2 separate regions of the Mus musculus genome follow, and region 2 is linked to region 1. The links are chromatin contacts, found by Hi-C in ENCODE. All regions are on one chromosome and are shown on one strand. The core of a region is the stretch at or near the end of the contact, and the rest is flanking DNA. Distances in the headings are between cores, read along the strand shown. Region 1 holds the start of Il3 (interleukin 3). Region 2 holds the start of Acsl6 (acyl-CoA synthetase long-chain family member 6).

Evidence for each region. Hi-C counts contacts between places; a loop is a spot of excess contacts on that map.
Region 2: a map of gastrocnemius shows a loop between it and region 1 (2.3-fold over the local background). The contact joins the promoter of Acsl6 here to the promoter of Il3 in region 1. A Hi-C loop is called at or near these places in 3 of 37 maps with a recorded cell type or tissue (CH12.LX, gastrocnemius and left cerebral cortex).

The regions. Positions count from the first base shown.
Region 1 is chr11:54,264,460-54,270,753 of GRCm38, forward strand. Il3 (interleukin 3) reads right to left here and starts at 2,820. Exons shown (of 5, transcript NM_010556.4): 1 at 2,627-2,820; 2 at 2,489-2,530; 3 at 1,400-1,495; 4 at 1,223-1,264; 5 at 626-1,100. The coding sequence starts at 2,791. The coding sequence ends at 945. LOC115487722 (a long non-coding RNA gene) reads left to right here. Exons shown (of 3, transcript XR_003949552.1): 2 at 3,344-3,512.
Region 2 is chr11:54,300,448-54,306,741 of GRCm38, forward strand. It overlaps Acsl6 (acyl-CoA synthetase long-chain family member 6), which reads left to right and starts at 3,377. Exons shown (of 21, transcript NM_001033598.1): 1 at 3,377-3,475. It overlaps Gm51861 (a long non-coding RNA gene), which reads right to left and starts at 3,254. Exons shown (of 3, transcript XR_003949553.1): 1 at 2,913-3,254; 2 at 1,380-1,490; 3 at 1,020-1,264.

The sequences.
Region 1 (6,294 bases), core at 1,570-4,069:
CCTCTAACGATTTAAGGTTAAGGCTCAAAGACGCCTTTTTAAAGCTCAATCCGGCTCAATAAGTCATGAATCCCAAGGTCAGTCTGGAGTCAGGCACGAGGTAGGGAGAATAAATCAACCAAGAGAAGCCAGAAGCCTAGGCAGACATGGAAACTTCTGGAAAAAGTGAGATTTCTTTGTCTGAGTAACCTGCACCCTCAGAGAGTCCTGCCAGTTAGTTGGGAGCTCAGATGATGGTGGTAGTGGATAGATTTCCACTACAGGAAGTGTTAGGGACACTGCTGCAGTTCTAAGTATGACCACTAGGGGAGGCATTCTAATGGATTTCAGCATGTTCTCAGGCGCCAAGCCTGAATGAAGTCCTAGAGGGGGGCACTAGTTAGAAGCTGCATTTACTTGGTCTAACTTTGCCAAACTGGACTTCTGTAGTCCCATAAAACAGAGATCACACATTCTGGTTTGGAGTGAAGAGTAGATTAAATAGTAAAGGTTAAATGTCCAGACCAAGATCTGATACATGTTGCATGCTGTGTAGCCGCATGTGATGTCCGGACAAGTATCCTCTAGGACTGTTACAGAGATCAATCCAAACTCCTCAAGAAACTGGACGAAACCAAACCCATTTGTTCAAAGTTATTTATTTCCACAAGGGACAAATGAACATGGCCCCAGTCTTCCTTGGAATTTTCTTTGGAGAAACTCCTCCTCAGCTAAAACAGATATACTCACATCACAGAAGGCAATAAATAAATAAATACATAAATACATAAATAAATAGCCTTAATGGAATAAAATAGGAACATAATTAGGTAAAGCCAAAGGAGAGTTGTAAATTTCAGAAAGTAGATAAATTGATAAGACATTTGATGGCATAAAGGAATGTAAAATCCTTTTGACCATGGGCCATGAGGAACATTCAGACTTTAGGTGCTCTGCCTGCTGTTTTAACATTCCACGGTTCCACGGTTAGGAGAGACGGAGCCAGATGCGGGCTGAGGTGGTCTAGAGGTTAGCACTGTCTCCAGATCGTTAAGGTGGACCATGTAGAATCTCAGTTTCTTCCGAAAGTCATCCAGATCTCGAATGAAGACCCCTGGCAGCTGTGAGGAACCAGAAAAGAAGGCATTAGATGTGAACATGTTGCTGCGGGCCACAGCAAACTATAAGTCTGGTCATGGGCAAGGGCACAGCCTGCTAAACACGTGGGGGAAGGGCAGCTTACCGCAGAGTCATTCGCAGATGTAGGCAGGCAACAGTTAAGTTTCTGTGGAGAGACACCAAGGCATAGTCAGATCCCTCCTAAAGTGGAGAAGGCCCTACTTTCCTCTCCAAAAATGCTGGGAAAGGTAAAGGCACGGAGCCCCACCCCCCACCCCCAACCCTCTGCAGCTCCACACACCTGAAGATTGGACTTGATAACGTATCTGTCCTCAGGATCCACTTCTCCTTGGCTTTCCACGAATTTGGACAGGTTTACTCTCCGAAAGCTCTTATTCTAAGAGGGCAAGAAATCTTTATGTAAGGCCCAGGGATGTGAGAGCTGGGAGGTGAGAACTGGAAATGAAAGAGCTTGGGAGTTGAGAGCCAGGGAGATGAGATCCAGAGAGGTGAGAGCCAGGGAGGTGAGAACTGGAAAGGAAAGAGCTGGGGAGGTGAGAGTTGGGAAGTGAGAGCTGGAGAGATCAGAGCTAGGGAAGTGTGCCTGCTATTTGAGATTTCTTTGAACAGCCTTATTCCTGTCCCTTCATTATCCTGGGGCTAAAAGCTAGTGTATATCTCAGACAAGGGCCTGTTTCTCCCAAGCACCAGGTCTTAACTCCTGGCAGCCTGTGAGCTGTGTGAAGGATCTAAGCAGATTTGTCTGTACTTGAGGAAAACACATCCCTCCAGAAAAGCTCTAGAAAAGGCAGAAGGTTGGCCAAGGAAAATACCAAGATGCCAAAAACCCAGGCCAATGCTTTAATTTAATTAAGAATTTCTCGATACCTAGAAGAAAATCCTATAGGCTCCAACATGTTCCTAGGGAGGGGAAATATAGACATTCAGCACTCTTGCAAAGAACTTCATGTTAGGTCCAAACAAATAAAAACAAGACATAACTATTGTATCAAACTAGGAAAATAACTACAAATAGTAATGTCTGGGGCTGGCGGAAGTAGAAAACACAAACTTCAGTTTTGGAGGAGGAAGAAAAGCAAAAGACACAAAAGTCACAGAGGGCAATGGCATCCCCACTGAAAGTGGAGCCAGAGGCCTGCAGCAGGCAGGGTTCACCCACAGCTGTCTTCATTGTATATCCTAAAAGGTAACTTTCATTATTGCAGCTGACTGAGGTATATACTGAGGCTTGAGAGTCATCTGATGATTTCCTTAATAACCCCACTGAGATAGATGCAAAAATGGAAGCAAGGCATCGTGGAGTGATGGCTGAAGTCACCCAGGCAGGAGATAGATGGAACCCAAGAATATCCCAAAGCAGGGCTCTTACCCTCAGAGAGGGTCCTTCATCATCAGTTTTGAGTTCAGGTTCCTGTGAGGACATAGAAAGAAAGAATCATGAGGCTCACTGGCTTGAGGCACCTGTTGGAGCCGGCCTGCACCAGGCCAACCTCAGCCAGTTACTCACTGGGAGCTTCCCTATAATCTCCTTGACAATAGAGCTGCAATTCAACGTTCTGGTTAAACGGTGGGTATCCCGGCCACTGATTGAAGCTTGGAGTCCCAGGTGGAAGAGCATCAGGAGCAGGAGCAGCATGGTGTGGATGCTGGTGGTAGAGCTGGCAAGAACCATTGTCTCGTTCTGGTCCTCCAAGGGGTTCTGAAGAAGCCACAGGAGCCTTCACCTTATATGTATTCAGAGAGGGGTGGGGCGGGGCCCGGCGGGGCAGGGGGGAGGGCAGGCATCAGAAGCAGCTTTATCTGACATGGAACCTCCATAGCAAACCACAAACTTATTCATCACTTTCTAGTACTCAAGATTATCGACATGGGAAGAAAGACTGCTTATTCAAAGGCCATCTTCTTCCTTTGTCATAGAGATGGACGGAGTGGAAACAGGTTGTGGGAGGAAGTAGCCTGGCTCTGAGCCAGCTTGGGCTTTCTATGCAGTGGAATCTCATCCTACCATCCCTTGCACAAACTTGACCCTGACTGTACAGCCTATGTGGTGACTGTACACCCTACCTGATAGAGGTAGTCACCAGAGTCACTGGAGCAGACTTGAACTTGGTAGGCATTCTGGCACATGGTTAAACTTCCATGTGTGGGCTAGTCGTCTGGCTGGTGGTAGCCAGAGCTAAGTGTATCTCTAGGCAGCTTTCCCGTTGACTCTTATTCTTTGCAGGTGGATATGGAGTTCAGCTCACCCTTTCATTGGCCTAGTCTGAGTGCAGTAAGGCAATGCATGAAGGCCCACATCCAGAGGACAAAACCCTCGATGGAGATATGGCTGCAAACACTAGGGTATCCTTCTGATAACCCAGGCAATTAGGACTGGGGACCTAAGGACAAAGGTGGGCCTCGAGAATAGTATTCCTGGAAGCTGTGGGATGGTTTAGCAGGTGGTATAGCCAAGTCTAAACAGGGAGTGCAAGTGAAGAGAGGAGAGCATTGCCCTGAAGGAAAGCCATATTGAGGGATTTATATCCCAGTCGGCCCTGGAGCATGAATGTGATGGGAGCCTGCCTGCAGATCAGGCCTGCAGAGGTGGGAAGAAAACAGGGACAGTTAGGGGAAGTTCTCAAAGGACCTGAGAAACCACAGCTAGGGAGAAAGTAGGGAGGCCAGGAGGGAGGAGAGCCAGGGGACACTAGCCCCCTTCTCCATGGGACAGGTTGGCAGGCCACAGCACACAATAGGGAGCCAGATGAAGTTTTGGTAAAAGATGGGTGTGATGAGGCTGGCTAAATATTTCTTTAAGATGACTGGGCTGGGGTGCAGGGAAGCAGAGCATGGTAGAGAAACCAGGGTTTGGGTCGGGTTGTGGTGTGATGTGATCAGCGTAAGACGATGAAGGTTAGCACGTTATGCTGAGGCAGGGGAAACTGGGTGCTTCTGTCTTCAAAGCAGAAGCAAATATGGTGAAAGATAAGGGTGAGACATCAAGGGGGACAAAGACTGATTGAAGAGATGCTGTCTATGGCCTGTATACTCCAGGTCCAGCCAAGCAGACCTTGTACTAGGAGACTGGACTCCTGGATCCAGCTCAGAGCATACTCTACACTTAAGGGGAATCTCACTAGGGAGCATTTGGGGGTTTGGGAACCAGTTTGGGTGCCCAGGAGGCATTACTCATCAAATAACTTATGTTAAGTAATTGCTGTGTGCAGGAACCATAGATAGGACAGACCTCAGCCTCGAGGGAAAGGCAGACTAATGCTCTGTTCCTTTTCTAGTGGTCCTCGGGCCTGCAGGGTCAGCACCACACTCTTGGCTTTCAGACTTTCATTTTGACAAGACCCTCTGTAGCACACAAGAAGCTCTGATTTAAATCTACCAGTGACTGGGACTCAGAAGAGGCCCCTGGACCCTAGAGACCAGGGTTTGTTTCTTGACCTCTCCATTGTTGCTTGCTGTTACTTTTAGTGTAAGCACCTTGGGGATGGAAGCATGTCCTATGCGATCCCTCATTAAGGAAAAATGTCTATTTTTGTGTAAACAAGCTTTTGCTGAGAAAACTCAAAACAATGAATTTTAAAGCTGTGGCGACCAAACACTTTTACATGTAGCATCTGCCTCCTTAAAACTCCCAGTTTTGTGTTGTAGTGAGGAAACACCAGCAGCAGCAATGGGAAGCATGGGGCAATGGGGGAGTAGAGTACAAGCAAGGTTTATGATCTACATTTGTGAAAATGCCATAATGACTGTCCCTCTTGTACTATGAATATACACTAGTGATTTTAAAAAAAGTAATTGGCTGGGAAGATGGCCAATGGGTTAGAGTATGTGAATCTTCAACACCCACATAAAAAGCCGGGCATAGCCATGTGTGCCTATAAACCCCAGCACTGTAAGCCAGAGAGAGTAGGATTACAGGGTTCTCACATGTATGTACACGTGTATGCATACAGCACACACTAACATATACTGCATATGTACCCACATACATATGTGTGTGTGTGCACCACATATACGACTCATACAAAAGAAACTTTTTTTTTTTTAAGAAAAAAGGGGAAGAGAAATCATTGGCATTAGTAGGTTTGTTCCTTCTTTGAAACATGATACTAAGCTAGATATGGCTGCATACCTATACTCCTAGTCACTCAGAGGCAGGAGGATTGTGTGAGTCCAGGAATTTGAAGGAACTTGAGCAACATGACAAGAAGCTATCTCAAATGCTAGTATCAACACTTTTAATCAATGAAAGTAATTATAAAGTTTATTGAAGGGAGGAGCTAGAGAGATGGCTCAGTGGTTAAGAGCACTGACTACTCTTCCAAAGGTCCTGAGTTCAAATCCCAGCAACCACATGGTGGCTCACAACCATCCGTAATGAGATCTGACACCCTCTTCTGGTGAGTCTGAAGACAGCTACAGTGCACTTAGATATAATAGTAAATAAATCTCTAAAAATAATAGTTTATTGAAGGGAACGAAACTTCATGCGAGTAGTATTGAGACACGTGGGTTGATTGCAAGAGGAAGATATAGCAAAGTGTCCCAGGAAGCTTTGTCTAGTTTGAGACAACAGCTGAAACATTGGAAAACTGTTAGTAAAGGGGTTGAGGGACTCCACTGGACCTGAGGGAGGTTCTGGTGCTAATGGAGAGATCCAGATAGCACTGAGTGTTGTCTAAGTTTATAAAGTGCCAAGAGCAAAGTCCTTGTCATGGTTAATTGCCTTATTCTTCATGATGGGCCAATGAGGCAGTACTGTCATTTTCTCTGTTTTACAGATGAAGAAACTGAGGTTTAAAGAGGCTGGGCTCAAGGCACTAGGAGATGACCTCATAATCAGATGACTGAATGTGACTAGTCCACAGGGACTAGCTTAGGAGATGAAGTGGCATGGCTGCAGGGGCTAGTAGTTCAAGGAGAATGTGGCACTGGTAGAAGTTGGTGGCCTTGCACTGAGGATTGAGTGAGAGTGGCAGGGAGAGCAGAAAACTCCTCTAATTTGTCCTTTTAAATTTTTTCTCACTTTTAAATTTTGCTTTGTATGTATGTATGGCCTGCATGTATGTATGTGTGCCTTGTGCCCACCTAAGAAGCCAGAAGAGGGTGTTGTCCCCCTGGAAGCGGAGTTACAGATAGTTGTTAGCTACTATGTGGGTGCTGAGAACTGAACCCCGG
Region 2 (6,294 bases), core at 2,127-4,626, 37 kb after region 1:
TAAGGCGCACCCTTGAAAGCTGTGCCTTCCCAACCTACTTCCTTCAACCAGGTCTCTATCTTGGCAGCCCACTCAGCTATGAACTCACCAAGGGATTTCTCTACTGATGAATAAACAGCATGCTCTCTGTCTAGTTGTACCTCAGTAACACCACCACCTAGAGATCAAACCTTCAACATATGAGCCTTTCCAACAGACATCTTCTTTTTTTTTTTTTTTTTTTTTTTCCGGTCTAGGGTTTTTTTTTTTTAATTTAATTTTATTTTTATTAGGTATTTTCCTCGTTTACATTTTCAATGCTATCCCAAAAGTCCACCATACCCACCCCCCCAATCCACTACCCACCCACTCCCCCGTTTTGGCCCTGGGGTTCCCCTGTACTGGGGCATATACAGTTTGCAAGTCCAATGGGCCTCTCTTTGCAGTGATGGCTGACTAGGCCATCTTTTGATATAGTCGAGAGCTAGAGTCAAGAGCTAGAGTCAAGAGCTCCGGGTTATTGGTTAGTTCATAATGTTGTTCCACCTATAGGGTTGCAGTTCCCTTTAGCTCCTTGAGTAATTTCTCTAGCTCCTCCATTGGGGGCCGTGTGATCCATCCAATAGCTGACTGTGATCATCCACTTCTGTGTTTGCTAGGCCCCGGCATAGTCTCACAAGAGACAGCTATATCTGGGTCCTTTCAGCAAAATCTTGCTAGTGTATGCAATGGTGTCAGCGTTTGGGAGCTGATTATGGGATGGGTCCCTGCATATGGCAATCACTAGATGGTCCATCCTTTCGTCACAGCTCCAAATTTTGTCTCTGTAACTCCTTCAATGGGTGTTTTGTTCCCATTTCTAAGAAGGGGCAAAGTGTCCACACTTTGGTCTTCGTTCTTCTTGAATTTCATGTGTTTAGCAAATTGTATTTTATATCTTGGGTATCCTAAGTTTCTGGGCTAATATCCACTTATCAGTGAGTACATATTGTGCGAGTTCCTTTGTGTTTGGGTTACCTCACTCAGGATGATGCCCTCTAGGTCCATCCATTTGCCTAGGAATTTCATAAATTATTTTTTTAATAGCTGAGTAGTATTCCATTGTGTAAATCAACAGACATCTTCTATCTAAATATTTACCCTAAGGTTAAAGGTCCAATATGAATGATTCATCCCTGAGGTGATCCTCCCAGGGTTAGGTTAGAGCCATCCTTCTGTTTCTAGACTTACCATACTGGCCTGCTGTTATTGCTGCTTCTGACTTGCCTGCCCAACACTCCAGCTCCTACCAGAAGAGGGCACAGAATACACAGTAGCTTAAAGAGTGAATGAGTACATGAATGAGTGGGAACTAGGAGGTCACAGCTACCTGATGGCTTGATGTAAAAGCCTCATCCCACCTTGCCTGCACATCTCTGGATGCTGGCTTCTCTCGCTCTGTGTTCTAAGGTTGCTGGACCCATGCAGTCTAGAGATCTCAGAGTTACAGCTGCCTGATTCATGATGGAGATCTACAAGGAGGAAGAAGCCCTTGGTAACTCAGTACCGAAAACAACAGCCCTGTGACTCAGTGGAAGGGACACACCTAGAGTGAAAAGCGACCTGGCCGTGATCCCACAGCCAGCCCAGCGTCTTCCTGTCGATGTCCCTCAAGAGAAGCCAAGTACTGCTCAGAGAAAAGCGGAACCCCACTCGGCTAAGTTATCACCAGCTCGGCACCAGCACAGAGCTTTAAACTGTGATGCTCGCAAGAAACAGAGACATCTATAGGAAGAGTAACTGGATGCAGCATCCTGCAGGAGGCCAGGCTAAATGTGTCCCATGACATCACTCTGGAGAAGAGGCTGCCAGAAGCCACCCAGGAGCCTAGATGCTCCTGCAACTTGGTGTTGCAGAGGACTGGCCCCAGAGCCTGCTGCTTGCCTCCTAGGACCCCTGCTCTGTTAACAGGTATTCACTGTGTACAGATAGAACAGTGTACAGATGATAGAAAGACCAGAGCATCCGAGAAGGGGATGGATCTTTTCATCCTAACTATAATGTGAAATGGATATTGACAGAATGCAGAAGGAAGGCACAAGAAGGAAAAGGCCCTACAGTGCATATGATCAGAAATTGCAATGGGATAAACCCTGCTTATGGCTTCATTATATTTAAAAAATGTGTGATGATATTCTGGCCAACTCCCTAGGCCAGTCTGACTTGAAACCATCTATGCCCTCTCCCAAGCCTAGAAGTGTCCCCTGACGGGGTCTCCACCTGAGCAGGCAGGCCTTCAATTAGTTCGCTACTGCTGCTGGGAATGCAGGAGGGATTTCTGATTGCTGTGTCACCCACTGGGAACAATCCTGCCACATCACCTCCATGATCCTCTCATAGAGGTGTCTGCCAAGTTTAAGATTCCAGCAAAACCCTTGCCAGGAAGAGACTGGCTTCAAGCAAGAGCAGCCCTCCCAAGACCCGGTTCCTGTAATGGGAAAGAATGGTCTATTGTAGAGACTCACTGTAGATGTTTCTGCAGACTGTACATCTCTAAGGTTCACAGAGATAGGCCAAGAGACACATACCAAACTAAAGATGCAGGACCACCCCCTCCCCAACACATAGAGAGACACACAGATAAACACAGACACACAGATAAACACATACAGATACACACACAAAGAAATTGAAGCCTAGATATGAGTTCAAGTGCACAGAGAGCATCCAATCTCACCTATCCACCCCTTGCTTTCTGATCTCTAATGTCTGGTTTCTCTCCCTCTTACTCCTGGTATGGGTCCTTGTCTTAACCAGTGCCTGACCAAGGTCTGTGCTGCTTGAGCGCTGTCCTCGGTGCTGGAAGCCTAATGAGTCCTGAATGCTTGAAGAACGAGGGGACCTTGGTGAAATCCACTTGAAGATGTCCATCGAGGCCCCATCAGAATACCTACCTTTATTATTTTAGAAAATCACAGAGCCAGGCTTCCTCCTTTTGTTCCCAGACAAAGGGATTGCAACTCTTCAGCTCACTCTTCAGCTCAGCAATGAGACCACCAACAACCTAGTGACCGTATGACCATTTATCACAGCTAAGAGGAACTTGAGCTCTTATGTACCACACATATGCATCACTGCCTGTGTCCTTGGGAGACACCTGTGATTCCATGTGGCTGCCTGTGTCTTCATGAGACATGCCTGGGGACATGGCAGCTGGTGAGTCTTCCCGTGACCTTGTGTGGCCTCCAACCTGACCTTGAGCATTCTTATTAAGTGTGGGTATTATCCAATCTAGCCTCACCTTGATGCCCCCCCCCCCCCCCCCGCCCCATCACTCCCTTCCCTCTTGGGTTTGCAGATGTGGCTCCCAGCAACTACAAAATCAGGTCCTAGGGGGCGTCTGACTCAGCCAGGAACCGGCACTTCAGCATGTGCACTTTCTGGGACAGAAGCCCTGGACCCCCGCTGCCATTTGAGCCTGCCTAGCCATAAAACCTTGGAGGCCGGTCGTGTGGAGGTAGGGTCGTTCATGGGTGGAGGCACGGTGAGGTAGGAGCGGCAGTGAGCCCGTGAGCCCCTTCCTCCAGCCCGTTTCCCCCAGAACGTTGCGGGGCGGGCGGCCCAGCCCCTCCCCCAGTCGGGCTCGGCAGTTCGGATGCCGCTGTCTCTTTGCCCAGGAGTCCCGGCGCGCTGCGGGGCTGGGAGTCGGGTTCCGTGAGGAGCGCGCGCTGCGCCCTCCCCCTCCCGCCGGGTCTCCGCAGCGGCGCGGGGAGGCGGGGGCTAAAAATACCCGGCGGCGGCGGCAGCGGCGGTGGCTCTGGGGCTGCGGGGCTGCGGGCCTGGGAAGCAGTGCGGGCCGGGCTGGGCCGGCTCACCGACATGCTGACCTTCTTCTTGGTGTCGGGGGGTTCTCTCTGGCTGTTTGCCGGTAAGTCCCGGTCCGATCCTGACCACCATTTCCGGGAAGCTGTAGTATCTCGGCCCAGGGTGCGGGTGTGACATCTCCACCTTGCGGAGCCCTCTGCTGCGGCTGCTGAATTGTCCCTTCAAGGTCCCCGAGGCGCCCCCCAATTCTGGTGGGGGTCCATGGGCAGCGTTGGGGAAGCAGCTGGGTCAGCCCGGAGGAAGGGCCTTACTAGCTGAGACCCCCATAACCCCCCTTCCGTTCTCAAGCTCCTTTCTCCTTGTGGTGAGAACCGGTGATCAGATTAGGCCCCGTGCCAAGGGAAGGGCAGACTTTTTGTGTCTGTGTCCATCTCTAGAGACCAAAATCCAAGTTATGTTGCCCCCACCACCACCACCAAGGTCCCTTGGTGAATTGTACGGCAGAGCTGACCTGGGTTTCCTGATCCAGCCAGAAACCTTTCTCACTAGCGGTCCCTGCTGCCCTTTAGCCAGAGGACAAGACTGGTTACTTGCCCCTTAGCTCTGCCCAAGGCTGTACCCTGGCTTCCCCCCTGCCTCACCCCTTTCCCTCCCTCATCCTTGCACCCTCTTTCTTAGGAAGCTACAGGACTCCTGATAAATCTCTGCATAGTACTTTCCCCAGATTCCTACACCCATACCTGTACTCTCCCAACAGGCCCACCCCTTACCAATACTACTTCTCAGCACTGGCCTCTCCCCTCTCCAAGCCTCCGGCTAATACCTCTAAAGGGTTTCCAGCCCCACCTCGGCCCCAGCTCTGTGCAGAATCTCTAAACCTGATAATGTACGTGAAAATGCTTGGCCTAGCCCAGGCCAAATGCTCTCCCCATGCTAATATTTCTTATTTGGTATTCGGATAGCACCATCAGCGGTGGTGACAAAGTTGTTTCTGAGCTAAAGGAAAGGCAGAGGTTGATTCTTTTGTGAGAATCATGTGTTTTCATGTGTGAGTTTTTTTTTTTTTTTTTTTAATATTCACTGTGAAACCTAGGAGGTTGGTGGGACCTCTTCTATTGTTGAGATTTAAAAACTGACTTCCCCAGTGCCATATGGATAACACTGGGCAGATTGGAATTTGATCTCAAGTTTTAGCTGATCAACCCATGCCAAGTGCTTGGTTATATCGTGTCTGAACCTGAGGGGATGGTGGGCCAGGTAATTATTTTTCCCGCCCCCACAATTGTCCTGAGTTAGGCCACAGGGGCATAGTCTCCCTGAGCTGGGGAGACTAAGGCCTCTCTAATCCCTTCAGCTCCCTAAGCTCCTTCTGTATGCCAGTGTCTGGTGACAGGCTGTTCAGGGCCACTCTGGTCTTGCCAACAGGCAAGGATAGGCGAGAGTTGGGATCATGGATAATCAAAATATGATGATGATGATGGTGGTGGTGGTGGTGCTGGTGGTGCTGGTGCTGGTGGTAGTGGTGATGGTAACATACACTATTTATTGCCTACGTGACAAAATTGCCTATGAGCCTCTTCTCAGTACCTGGTCCTCTTTGTTCTACTCCAGGAAGAACCCCACCCAGCATGGGTTCAAAGCGTTGGTCTTTGGTTCAGAAGTTTTTGTGGTTCCAGGAAGGTGTCCGGAGGCTACAGGGCCACTTGTGATAGGGATCATCAGTAGCCTGTGAGAGAAGCCCCTGAGTGGGAGGGCTTCTTGTCTATAACTTGTATACAACCGTCACTGAGTCAGGGTGAGCTTCTGTCATGCTTCCTTGGATAAGAAAAGGGGGCACCTGCCTCACTGAGGGGTTAGACAAGGGCTCTGAGAGTCAAGCAGAGCTTTTCCTGTGCTCGGTGGCAGCTGCTTTCACAGAGGCCAAGCTGCTCTGATTGCTGGAAGGCAGAGTCTGACATGTGCTTTTCCTTAGATGCAATACCCCAGATACATGCATGGTGGGGGCTTTATAGGTCATGTGCCTGCCCTTCTTGGGGCTTTGCTAGATCTCAGGCTTTCTCTTGGGATGGAAGGGTGGAAGGGTCTGAGAAATGTGCATTCACACACACACACACAACACACACACACACCCCTAAGGATGAATTCTGCTTTGTAATCTACTTTATAGCCCAGTGTAGCTCCCAGGTTTCTGCCACTCTGTCAAACAGGAAGATGCTCCTGAGCCAATGCCTGTGTGCTTTTTGCTACTCAGTGCATCCCTAGGGAAACAAACCTTGGTCTGGCAAAAGTTGACCTCAAGGGCTTTCAGGGAAAGATGGGGGAAAAGCAGCCTGGAAGAGCCACGAGCTCTGGGCTGCACAGTACCGAGCCATTCCAGATCTAACCCGAATGTTGAGTTGTAAACAAGGAGACAAGGATATGAGTCCAGCATGAGTCATGTGCTCAGTCTGGTAATAAATATGCCCACCATTTCCCAAGCACTCAGAGGACAATGGGATCAGTGGGTTGGGA